3 separate regions of the Homo sapiens genome follow, and all the other regions are linked to region 3. A link is a contact called in ENCODE Hi-C or POLR2A ChIA-PET data. All regions are on one chromosome and are shown on one strand. The core of a region is the stretch at or near the end of the contact, and the rest is flanking DNA. Distances in the headings are between cores, read along the strand shown.

What was found. Hi-C counts contacts between places; a loop is a spot of excess contacts on that map. ChIA-PET counts read pairs that join two places held with the same protein, here RNA polymerase II (POLR2A). Pooled maps may share reads with other maps.
Region 1: a loop to region 3 is called in a map of naive thymus-derived CD4-positive, alpha-beta T cell, with 19 times the contacts of the local background. The contact joins the promoter of OTX1 here to the promoter of BCL11A in region 3. A Hi-C loop is called at or near these places in 2 of 168 maps with a recorded cell type or tissue (ascending aorta and naive thymus-derived CD4-positive, alpha-beta T cell), 2 of 37 single-sample maps with no recorded cell type and 11 of 50 pooled maps.
Region 2: a loop to region 3 is called in a map of dorsolateral prefrontal cortex, with 7 times the contacts of the local background. The contact joins the enhancer-like site here to the promoter of BCL11A in region 3. A Hi-C loop is called at or near these places in 3 of 168 maps with a recorded cell type or tissue (MCF 10A, PC-3 and dorsolateral prefrontal cortex) and 9 of 50 pooled maps. POLR2A ChIA-PET finds 5 or more read pairs at or near these places in 1 of 52 experiments (activated T-cell).

What each region holds. Positions count from the first base shown.
Region 1 is chr2:63,049,385-63,053,157 of GRCh38, reverse strand. It overlaps OTX1 (orthodenticle homeobox 1), which reads right to left and starts at 2,328. Exons shown (of 5, transcript NM_014562.4): 1 at 2,261-2,328; 2 at 1,841-1,909; 3 at 71-278. The coding sequence starts at 167. RefSeq lists a silencer at 2,303-2,962 and enhancers at 3,079-3,773, 3,190-3,773.
Region 2 is chr2:58,446,251-58,450,067 of GRCh38, reverse strand. No RefSeq gene overlaps it. Among named protein-coding and RNA genes, the nearest start is that of LINC01122, 73 kb to the left of the region's middle. Within about 2 kb of position 1,832, at least 2 of the 41 ENCODE cell types and tissues checked have a DNase peak (open chromatin) inside an H3K27ac peak, as active enhancers do; they include PC-3 and dorsolateral prefrontal cortex, where a contact is called at or near this core.
Region 3 is chr2:60,551,775-60,555,817 of GRCh38, reverse strand. BCL11A (BCL11 transcription factor A) reads left to right here and starts at 2,164. Exons shown (of 4, transcript NM_022893.4): 1 at 2,164-2,602. The coding sequence starts at 2,548. RefSeq lists enhancers at 1-280, 855-904 and silencers at 525-654, 1,595-1,684, 3,094-3,453, 3,974-4,033.

The DNA of each region.
Region 1 (3,773 bases), core at 1,079-3,578, 2.5 Mb before region 3:
TCAAATCCAACAGTCTGGGGGTCCCCAACATTTGAGAGGCTGAGGCAGGGTCGGGAGGGCTGGTGCTCACCCGGATAGCCCACGGATGGGTGCAGGAGGTCCATGGCGGGCCCGGCCAGGCCCAGCCCGTTCATGCCGTATGGGGGTTGTTTGAGGTAAGACATCATGCTAACAGCTGGGTGGAGGCGCCCCGACGGATCCAGGGGGCCCGGGGCCAGGAGCGGTGCAGGGCTCCCACCACGCAGTCCTTCAGGGTCTGATGCGTCTGGGGGCCTGGCCTATGAAGACACGAGACACACGGAAACCGTCAATCGGAGCCACTTGGCTGCCAAGTCTTGCCCCGGGATAGACAGGGAAGGCAGGTTACAGAACTGCGCAGGGTGGTCAACTGGGATCCACAAGGCCTTAGCCCAGAAACCACAGTTACTTTGAAAAGTAAAGTTTTCTGGGTCGTCTGGCTCTAGGGTTGGAATGAGCCAAAGACACTGGTAGGGAGTCCATAGGAGTAAGGAGAAGTTAAAAGCAGGGCCAGGCTGGGGAGGTCAGAGCCAGAACCGCGGAGTGTACAAGCTCCCAAGTCCAGGCAAAATTCTGAATCCGGCAGAAGCCAGCTTCATGTTGCACAAGCAAAGGTTCACTTGGTGCCCGGACGGCAGGCCGCCCAGAGCATGAGGCGTTGTTTCATTTTGTTTCACGTGTTTTTGAAAAGGTAGAGACTACAAAGGGCCAATGTGGAGGGCTAATTGCACTTCTTGTCCACTTAGACACTTGGTTCCTTTAAAGGTCTCCAGGGCTGCGCCCCTGCCCCAGATCCCGCAATCACCACTCCAGCTGACCTCTCTGTGCCCAGCCACTGAAAGATCGCTGACGCGAAATCCCACCGCACCTCAACCGCAGTAACGGGCCCAGGCTTCGCAGAGGGCCAGAGGACGCCGAAGGGGCCACTGTAGAGGGGGGCGACCCCAAGATGCGGCCTGAGGTCGGGAGCGCCTCAGCTGCGGCCAGCGTCCTTCGTTGCCAGCGCGCACCCGGCCTTCTCTCTGCCCAGTCTGGGCTGCGGACCGCAGGGTCCCAGCAGGGGGTGAAGGGTGACTGGCCTAGCACCTCAAAGGGTCTCGGGGATTTGTGAAGCCGGAGGGCAGCAAGTCGCGTGCTGCCATCCTTGTAGCTGAACCCGCGGCCCCAGGACACGGTCGAGAACAGAGAACTAGGCCTCAGCGGCGTAGCCCACGCAGACCCGAGCTGGGAGGTCGAAGCCTCGCCCCCGCCGCTGCCGGGAACCCGGGGTGCCACTCTCAGGGGTCAGGGAGGGGCGCTGGAAACTGGGCCTGGGGCCCTGGGGGGCCATCGCTACACCCCGCTTAGCGGGATCGCTGTGAAGCAAGCCAGGGACTCGGGCTAGGACGTTCAAGGAGAGAAGTTAGAGCTAAAGAAGCTCCCCCCAGCCCCGTTCCCGCCCCCGTCTTCTGGGACCCAAGACCTGGGCTGAGGGAGTCCAGCTTGTAGGAAGGGGACCGGAAGGGAAGCAGCCAGGGCTCTAGGGCCGAAGGAAAATGGGACTCAAAGCTGCGACGGCTTTGCGAAGCTGCAGCGTGAGTTTTCAAAGACTTTCTCCAAACTTAGCACTTCAGCTTGGTTACTTCGGAGGAGGCGGGGGAGGGGGCTGCGGGCCGCGACAGCGCCCCGGGGTCCTCGGCTCACCAAGAGGGGAGCCAGGCCGCTCCCACAGCCCCGACCACCTGCTGGGGACCGGGGAAGCCGGGATCCATTTGAGGAGGGGGAGATAAGGGTAACCAACGCGCTCCCGGAGTCCGGGGTGGCCCCGCGGCTTTCTCCTTACCTGCCCTCAGCTGCCGGGGCCGTTCACCATCTACCTGGATCTCTCACAGAGACCCGCCGGGCAGCCAACCTGCAAAACAGAGCAGCACTGGAATTACCCTGGCGGCTGGTCTAGGACCCCCAGGTTTCTTTCTTTTCCCAACTTCCTTCTTCCCACCTCTATCTTTTTTTTCAATGGCTTTGTGCGTGTCCTTCTGGGTTTCACTTTATTGCACAGACACTTTGTTTGCTAAGCCCCACACGTTCTCAGGACATTGCCTCGCCTGGGATCGCGCCGAGGGGCCGCAAGGGGGGGAATTCGAGGGGCAGAGTTGGGAGGTGGCTCGGCGTTGCCGCGGCACTCCCGGTGCAACGTGGAGGCAGTGGGGACTGGGAAGTCCTGCAGAGTCACTTTGCAAACTAAATAAATCAAGCGATTTACCTTGTCGGAGTGGCTTGTCTTGCTCGGTTGTTTAGGTGATTGGAAATGTAGCCTGATGAAGATTGATCACCTTTCTACTGCCCTCCCCGGGTATGTGAACGCGAGGCGAGTGCGTAACGGGGCTAGGCCGCCAATCGGGGGCCCCGCGCGGGCTGAGTGACAGGGAGCCGGGCAATGGCTGCGCGAGCCGGGGGTTACCTCCGCGCGCCCCCGCCCTCCCCCGCCCCCCACACCCCGCCCTCCCCGCCCTCCCGCCCCGCCCCGGTCGCGCGCTAACTCCGGGACTCGGCTGGCAAAAGCGGCGCAGAGCTAGGCGAGGAAGGCGAGCGGAGAGCCCGAGTCCTGGCCGCGGAGGGGGCCGTGGGTCTCCAGGCCTGCCCTGGGCGCCCCCGCCCTTCTCGCGCTCTCGGCGCTCCGGAGGGAGTGGCAGGGAGGAGGCGAGGTGCTGGAGAACCGGTTCCTTCGCTCTCCCGCGCGCTACAGGGCTCAGCCGCTCGGGTGTGGGCGCCAGGACCCGGGGGCGGCGGGCTGGAGGAGCCCGGGCCTCGGCCCCTCTCCCGGCGCCGCGGGCCCCAGCGTTTTCTTCCCCGGCGCCGCCACCTGAGACCGACGCCGCGGGCTGCTCGTGCCGGCGCAGGCTACTTTGCAGAGCGCGGGAGCAGCTCCGGGCGTGCAGATCTCTCCTCGGCCCCTCCGGACTCTCGCGCCTGGGAAGAGCACCCACTGGGAGGGCGCCGCCACTTACCTGCTTGCTCGTCGGCATCTCCCGGGGTTCCAGGTCCCCACCAAGGGTGTTTGCAAGTCTTAAGCGCTTCTACTGAAACGTTGGAGCCCAGCGTCCTCTTCCCCTCACACGTACACCCTACTTCTTAATTGAAACATTTTGATAGGAAAGTTTCTTTTTCGCTCTTTCTCTCTCTTTCTTAGACTGCCTCTAACAGGGACTTTTTGATGGAAAATGTGGCCACAGACCCCTGCCCTCAACTTTTTTCCACATGCTGCGTAAGGATCCTCCTTGAGGCGATTTCCCCGGATTGTTCGTACGGGCGAAGCCCATTTCCCACCCGAAAAAACTTCCCAAACACGTCTACCTGGGTGGACTTTTAAAAGTGCAAAAAAGAGTTTTCGTTCCAACTCTAAGCTAGGCGAATCTTTTAAATGGCACCTCCTCCTGAAAATTAGGCACTTTATTCCCTTTCGAGGAATTTCTACCCCTTGTTTCTAATCTCCCCCACTCCCCCACCCCGACAGGCGGGGTAAAAAGTTTGCACAGGATTAAGTGTGAGGGCAAGTCAAGGAGCCTCCAGGCGCATCGCAGTGGGGAGCACTCGCGCTGCCCGGGCTGCGGGGTCGGGCGCCGAGAGCGGACCGGGCGCTGGGTGAGGAGGAGGAGAACGAAGGGGGAGCCCGCTGAGTGAAAAGGGGCCGCGGCCGCCGCTCATCAAAGTGCTTCCCCCTCCCCCAAGCGACACTTTCCTTTGGAGTCCGAATAAAATACGGTAACAGAATATGA
Region 2 (3,817 bases), core at 583-3,082, 2.1 Mb after region 3:
CGCGCCTGGTGCTGTTGAGGGACAAAAAAGAGGCCAGAGGGGCTTGAGGGAACCTGGGGAGGGGAAAGGTAGTAGGAAATAAGGTCAGAGGCCATTGGTGTGGGGGTTTGAAGGGACATATCATGGCAGTGAAATGAGTGCTATTACAGAGTTCTGAAGCTGAGGAGTGACATCATCTGACTTTTAATTTAAAAGGAGCTTCTGGCTGCTGTGTTGAGAGTGCTGGGGTGTGTGAGAAGTAGGAGTAGGGGGACCAATTAGTAGGCCCTGTAGTTATGTAAGCAAGAGATGATAGTGACTCACACACTTCATGCAAGCACTGGAGCCGGTAAGAAGCGGTTAGAGTTTCATATCACTTTTTTACTTTTGTCATATTATGTACATGTCTTATTGCCACTTCTAGACTCTGCACTACTTGAGGCCAGAATTTGTGTTCATTTTTGCATGTCCAATGGGTACTCAATATTTTTAATGAATAAATAAATGAATGGTCACTAGACAAAGAATCTAGCTTATCAATATCTTTGGCACACACCCTGAATTTCAAGGCGTATTTATAAATGGACAATAGCACCACCAAGAGCATCAACTTTGAATAAGGGCAAAAAAAAAAAATGAATAAAATCTACATACTGCAGAACTGATAGCAGAATAATATAAAGGGAAAGATAGCCTTTATTTTACCTGTGTTTTATTTAATTTTTGATGAGTGTTTAGAAGTAATCTATTATATTTTCTCTATGTTCTTCTTGAAGTAAAGTAGTAGCCAAGGGAGAGAGAAATTTCTGTAGCATACAGACAGGTTCACAGTAGGTTTTGTCATGGAAATATTTATCATTATAAGAGCCAGTCAAGTGACATTCCATAATGCTAGCCCTTTCTGTAGTTAACACTGCAGGGAAGAAATCTCTCTCTGTCTTCAAATTCCAGTATAATAATAAAAAAGAAAACAACAAATGCATATAAAATAAATAACTTCTCCAACACATACGTACTCGACATTACAACAGAAAAGTTATGCAATCATTTGCTATTAAATCACAAACTTCCAAAACTTCAAAAGAGCAAGAGGAAAATTCCTTCAGAAAAAAACAAATTACCCATGTATGGATAATGTCCATACATAGTTGCAGAATATAGCTAAAGAAATGTTCTTTTTAAATAAGTGGTCTACATTTTAAAACTGCAACATCCAAATTGGGTATAGAGTTTGAGAAAAAGCTGCTATGTGCAATGTGGAAATAATTTATAAATACTTATAAAACATTCAGGAAGGGAGTAGATTTCAATACCTTTCTTTAATATATAATGTTTTTAAAGAAATCATTACAGTAGCAATGAATCTTTGCGATGGAAGCAGTAGTTTTACAGTTTGGATTCTAGAACCACAAAATTCCTGATCAACTCTGTAATTAGAAGGGAAATTTTCATCTTTCTAAGTTGTGTCTCCTATTTCTCCATTCCCTATTTCTATTTTCTCTAGTAACCATTGAAAAGATCAAGTTCAACTTATGACAAATCTAATTGAAAAATACCAGCCTGAATTGGAGGTTAATGTTTTCAGACAGTGGTTCTGCCATCTAATCATTCCACAAATATTTATTGGGTACTTAATATTTCCTGCCAAAGAGATAAGGTCATTACCTTTAAGAAGTTAAAATTTAATGAGGAAGAGATACAAACACGCAGTAAAATAGTTTGACAGTGCCCTAATAGAGCTATGCTCAAGGTACTACTAGGCCCACTCAGCGTGCTATGGGGACGCAGGGAGGCAGGGAAGGCCTATGGGAGGAGGCGCTGTTTCCACGTTGTGAAGGATGAGCAAAGCTGGTCAGAGAAAACAAAGGGAAAGGGAATCCTCAGCAGAGGGCGCCATGATCATGATCTCATTTTTAGAACTGCCCCAATAGCTGTGGGGAAGACAAAAGTGATAGCAGTAGGCTGGAGGCAGGAGGATCACTCCAGAGGCTTAGAGGAATCCAGGGAGGAAATCATGAGGGTCTGAACGTAGGAAATGGCAGTCGGAAAGGAAACAAGGGGCAAGTTCAAGATATATTTAGGAAATAGACCATAAAAGATGTGGCATTGACTAGTCAGGAAGAATGAAGAGAGGAAGAATGAAGAAGAATGAAGGACAGGGAGGGAGTTAGGAGCTTGAGAGGCTGGATATATGGAGAGCTGAACTCTAAGGGAAGAAATGCAGGAGAAGAAATGGGTGAAACAACAGCAGAGCGGATGTTTTTTGAAACTCAAAAGATTTGTCATGACATGTATTTGACATTATGACTAATTGACAAATATAAACTAGCTGTGGTATGAAGATATTCTACCCACAGAGCCTATTCAGAGTCATGAACATTACAGAGATCACTGAGGAATACTTGAAGAAACTCCTTCCATTCTCCCTGGTCACCAAATGTAAAGTATTGACGAGATAGAGACTAGCAGTCAGTATAGATTTTAGATATTTGTTTAGTGAATATTTACCAATTTTAGAACTTCCATTACACAATCAGAGGCATGGCTTCTGAAAAAAAAATCTTAGCATACTGTATTTTCGTGAACATTAACATATATAATGGAAAGGAGAGTAAAACAATAATTTTTAAAATATTTAACTTTATTTACAAATTAATGGTGACTTTTTCATTTCAGATCTTAAGTGTCAAGTTAATTCACTCATTAAAATTTAGATACATTTTAATACCCTATTATATTTTATTATTCAAGGACTTTCTTACCATACAAAGAAGATGAAATGCTCTTTCAGACCAGTTATCATTTCTGGTTACTATTTCCTTTTTTTCTTGTCTGATTCCAAATGTGCACTGGGAATATCAACAATACCCATGAAATAAATCCCTTCTCAAGCAGGACATTCTGAGTATCTGATTTATCACTCTGCATAGCTCCCATTAAATAATTTCTACAGTTTCAATAATAACCACAACTCTAGAATAATATATACTAGGATGCTCTATTTCAAGATCTGTAAAACTAGACATATATGAGAAAAATTTATAATATTTTAATATATTTCTGGACTCATGAATAATGAGTCATTTTTGTTAGATTATACAAATATGATCCACCAATAAAACATTTCATCTCAAATGTAACCAGATTTTGTCTACCTAGTATAAAGTAAGGAAATCCTGCATACTCCAGCAAAAAAAAAAGAAAAGAAAAAAGCATTCTCTAAATCAGTGTTCAGTGTTTTTCAAATTGCAGATGTGACCTATTTGTAGATCATGAAATCAATTTGGTGAGTTACAACCAGCATTTTTACACAATGGAATAGAATACAAAAGAACAGATATCAGAGTATATTACATTTCATAAGAGTATGTATGGTTTTGTAAAAGTTTGGTATATATGTATGTGCATACTGGGTACTAACATTAAATATTTCTTATCAGGAGTTGCATTTAAAGAAATTTGAAAGCCCCTGGTTTAAGTAACTTTGTCCACAGTATTGCTGAGACTTGTCAGGGGTCTACAGCTCAAATGTGAAATGAAAATAAATTTTAAGAGATGTGAAGATTAACTTTTCTACAACAGTTCTCTGAAACTCAAGCACTCACTTACTTTAAGCTGTCAAATATTTTACAAAATAATACCTAACAAATAGGATCAAAGGTTTCTCCTATACTATGTTTTGTAACTAAGAATATGTGGTCCAATATCACTAAATGACAGATTCTAACTTGCTTGATTGAGCCTTGCTATTTAGTAGTCATTACGGATAGAAGTTTCATTTAGTTGCATTGATCTTGTATTTAACTTTAGAATAAATTCAGAAGCTGAGCCATAAAAT
Region 3 (4,043 bases), core at 915-3,414:
CAACAAACCACATTGACACAATCCCAGTACAGCCCACATCTCTCTCAATGTTGAGCATCAAAACCTCCTTTTCTTCCTTAGAGGGGTCCGAAGCTCCGCCGAGCTAGGCAAGCCAGTCATTTTCTAACACAGTAGACTTGAAACTTTACTAAGACGAAACAGGAATAAACAGCCGCTTGCCGGCAGGGCTGCGGGATGGGTGAGCGCGTGCAAGCCCGGGGCCCTCGCTTAAAACAATAAAGCCCCCCCACCGGGTGGGTGAGTTTACGGAAGCGACACCCTTTAGACTGAAGAGGGGGATGAGAAGACGGGGGTTGTGGAACCGCTCCGAGGAGAGGGAAGGAGGGCTCCTCGCTCTGCAGACACACTCACACATATCCACCTGCAGCTCAGGGTCTCGCGGGCCATGGCGACCCGTCTCCACCCTGCACCCTCCGCACCTCCCTTGGACCTGAGTCCATTCTCCTCTCCCCCCAACTCCTTCCAGATTTGGAATCGGACTGCGATCTCCCCGGCGGCGGCGGCGGCGGCTGCAGAGTGGTGCTGGCAGGCAGGGAGGCTGGGAGGCGGGAGGCGCCAGGGGACTTTACAGGCACGTTTCTGAATAAACTTTCCAATCGCAGGGGGTGCTGTTGCTGTACATTTTACGTAAAACTGAAAGTATCCCACGCCAGAGTGAAGCCCGCTTTTTGACAGCGGCAGCACGCGCGTGTGTGTGCGTGTGTGCATTAAAGAGACAGGGTTTTATTTCCAACAGGTCTTCCCTAATTTCCAGGGAACGTCTGCAGAAAGGCGAGAGGGGGCTGCTGGCTCCTGGGTGTGCGCCTTGGCCGGCGGCGCCTGGGGAGCGCGGCGGTGACCCGAGGCGGTCATCTCACCACCGTGGTCTCCCCGCTGCTCCTGCGAGCCTGTCGCTCTCTCTCCATTCCCATTTTCTCTTTCCCTGGGTAACAGCACAGGAACAGTTGTGCTCTGCCCGTAAGAAACATTTTCTTCCCATCCCTCTGTGCTTTTGCAGTTGCTCTGGAGTGGGAGGGGGTGTGTCCCTCCCAGGGACCCGGCTCGGGGACCTCCCGCGGCGCCGTGAGCACATTCCCAGGGACTGGGACTCCCGGGACTGCCCGCGCTTTGTCCTCGGCCTCTCAGAGAGGTGGACGCCTCGGTGCCTCTCTTGCCCAGGCCCCCGGCGCTCCCCTCCGGGGGCCAGACTCTGGCTCCTCGTTCTTTATTCCTCGGGCTCTCTTTCTGCGACCCTTAGGAGCCGGGGACTCGGCGCTTTCAGTTGCATTCAGACCCAGTCGCTTGGCGGGGCGCTCAGATTCCCGGTCCCTGGCTCGGCCTTGGGGGCGCCCTCGGGCCCCGGCCTGCGCCGCCTGCCTCTCCCCGGTCCCCTCTTTCCAGGCCGCGCGGGCTCCTGGAGACTTGGGCGCTGCCCTTCCGGACCCGCAGCCCTCCAAACTTAGGCTGGATTCCGCGTTGCCGTGCGCTCCCTCCCACCTCCCCTCGCCCGCTGCGGAGCTGTAACTTGGAGGCTCAGCTCTCAACTTCGGGTGATTTTTCTTTGCTGTCCTCTCCTCGGGCAAAGTTTCCCGAGCGCAGCCGCGGGCTCGGGGCTTTTACTTCGGCCCCTGGCGTCCACACGCGGGGAGCGAGCGCGGCGGCGGCGGGGAGGGGAAGTGGGTGTGCGTACGGAGGAGGGTGTCCGGGAGCAACTCTACCTGGCTTCCCTCCGCCCGCGCTTCCCCAGCCCGGGGCTGCAGCCTCCCGGTGCACTCTCGCTCTATTTTTTTCTTTTTTGAATAATCTTTCATTTTAGAGTCCGCGTGTGTGGGGGGGAGCAGGGCGCACGTCTTGCTCCCCCCCACCCTTTCCTCCCACCCCTGCCACCCCTTTCTTCTCTCCCGGCCACGCCACCGCCGCGGCGCTCGCTGCGGCCACTGGTGAGCCCGCGGCCCCAGCGCCCCCTCCCCTCGGCCCGCCCCTCCCCCGGGGGCCGCGTCTGGCGTCCGCGGAGCCCCCCGCCCCGCACCTCCCCCTCCCCGCACTGGCCATTGGCTTGTCCTGGTCTCTTTTTCATGTCCAGCCCCTGATGTGTGTCCATTGGTGTGAGCTTCCCCTTCCCTCCTCCCCTTCTCTCCTGCTCGCCCTGCCCATGTTTTGTGTGTCTCTGTCCATCCAGACTCCTGACGTTCAAGTTCGCAGGGACGTCACGTCCGCACTTGAACTTGCAGCTCAGGGGGGCTTTTGCCATTTTTTTCATCTCTCTCTCTCTCTCTCCCTCTATCTCTCTTCTCTCTCTCTCCCTCTTTTTTTTTTTTTTTTTTTTTTTTTTTTTGCTTAAAAAAAAGCCATGACGGCTCTCCCACAATTCATCTTCCCTGCGCCATCTTTGTATTATTTCTAATTTATTTTGGATGTCAAAAGGCACTGATGAAGATATTTTCTCTGGAGTCTCCTTCTTTCTAACCCGGCTCTCCCGATGTGAACCGAGCCGTCGTCCGCCCGCCGCCGCCGCCGCCGCCGCCGCCGCCCGCCCCGCAGCCCACCATGTCTCGCCGCAAGCAAGGCAAACCCCAGCACTTAAGCAAACGGGAATTCTCGCGTAAGTAACCCAATAATAGTAATAATAATTATTAATAATCACGAGAGCGCGCAGGACTAGAAGCAAAAGCGAGGGGGAGAGAGGGGTGTGTGCATGCATTTTTAAATTTTTCACGAGAAAAACCTCCGAGAGTCGAGGTAAAAGAGATAAAGGGGGAAAAAACCCTCATCCCATCTGGAACCATTGCCGTGTATGCACTTTTGAGACAGCACGCACCTTTTAATTTTATTTAATTTTACAAAAATTTGACTCCTCCTCTTTCCTCCTTTCCGCCGCTTTATTTCTCTTTTCGAAAAGGAATGCAATGATTCCACTCCCCCCCCGCCCCGCCAGTTTTGCAAAATAATGAACAATGCTAAGGTTGCGAACAACTCACATGCAAACCTGGGGGTGGGAGCTGGTGGGGAAAGGGAGGTTGCTTCCCACTCACCGTAAGAAAATGGGGGGGTAGGGAGGGAGTGAGTACAAGTCTAAAAAACGATTCCCGGGGAGAAAAGAGGTGAGACTGGCTTTTGGACACCAGCGCGCTCACGGTCAAGTGTGCAGCGGGAGGAAAGTAGTCATCCCCACAATAGTGAGAAAGTGGCACTGTGGAAAGGGGCCCCCGGCGCTCCTGAGTCCGCGGAGTCGGGAGAGGGGCCGCGGCGACGGGGAGAGCCGTGGGACCGGGAAGGACGGGAGACGCGGCCGGCACTGCCGCCTTTTGTTCCGGCCAGAGGTGGGTGTTTGTCCCGCTGCCTTTTGTGCCGGCTCCTCGCGCTTGCCCTCCCGCGCCGCCGCCGCCGCCGCCGCCGAAGGGCAGGAGCTAGGGCCGGGGGAGGAGGCGGCCGGGGGCACGCGGGAGAGGGAGGGAGGGAGCCCGGACTGCTGCCTCCTGGGTTGCCGCTGCCCTCCCCTCCCGACCGAACCTCAGAGGCAGCAAGGAGAAGACTGGCACATAAATAAATAAATACATAAAAATAAAATAAATAAAACAAGGCAAGAGAATGTACAATTTCTTGCCCCCAAACCGAAGCCAAACGCTCTGCCAACCCTTTTCTGTGACGGCCTTCTCTTTGACTCCCCCACCAGCCCCCCTGCAAAAATCTCACAATCTCTCATCTAGAAAAAAATTTACAATCACCCTCTTCCCCCAAACCCCTTCAGTTGCAAACTTAGGGCGCCGACGGCACGGAGAGGGAGAGAGGAACTCCCTCCTCTTACTATTTTTTGGAAGATTTTCAAAAAAAGTGGAAGTGGATTTTGATTGGGAAAAATCTCGTGTCTGAATGTTTACAAGCACCGCGTGTGCGGGAGCCTCCTGCCAACAAACAGACAGAGGACCGAGCGCGGCGCGGCAGCCCCGGAGCAGGCGGCGGCGGCGGCCTGGCCTCGCCCGGGCCTTGCCCGACCTCGCCGCGCCCCAGCCCAGCCCCGGATCGCCCACCCGGCGCCCGGCGCC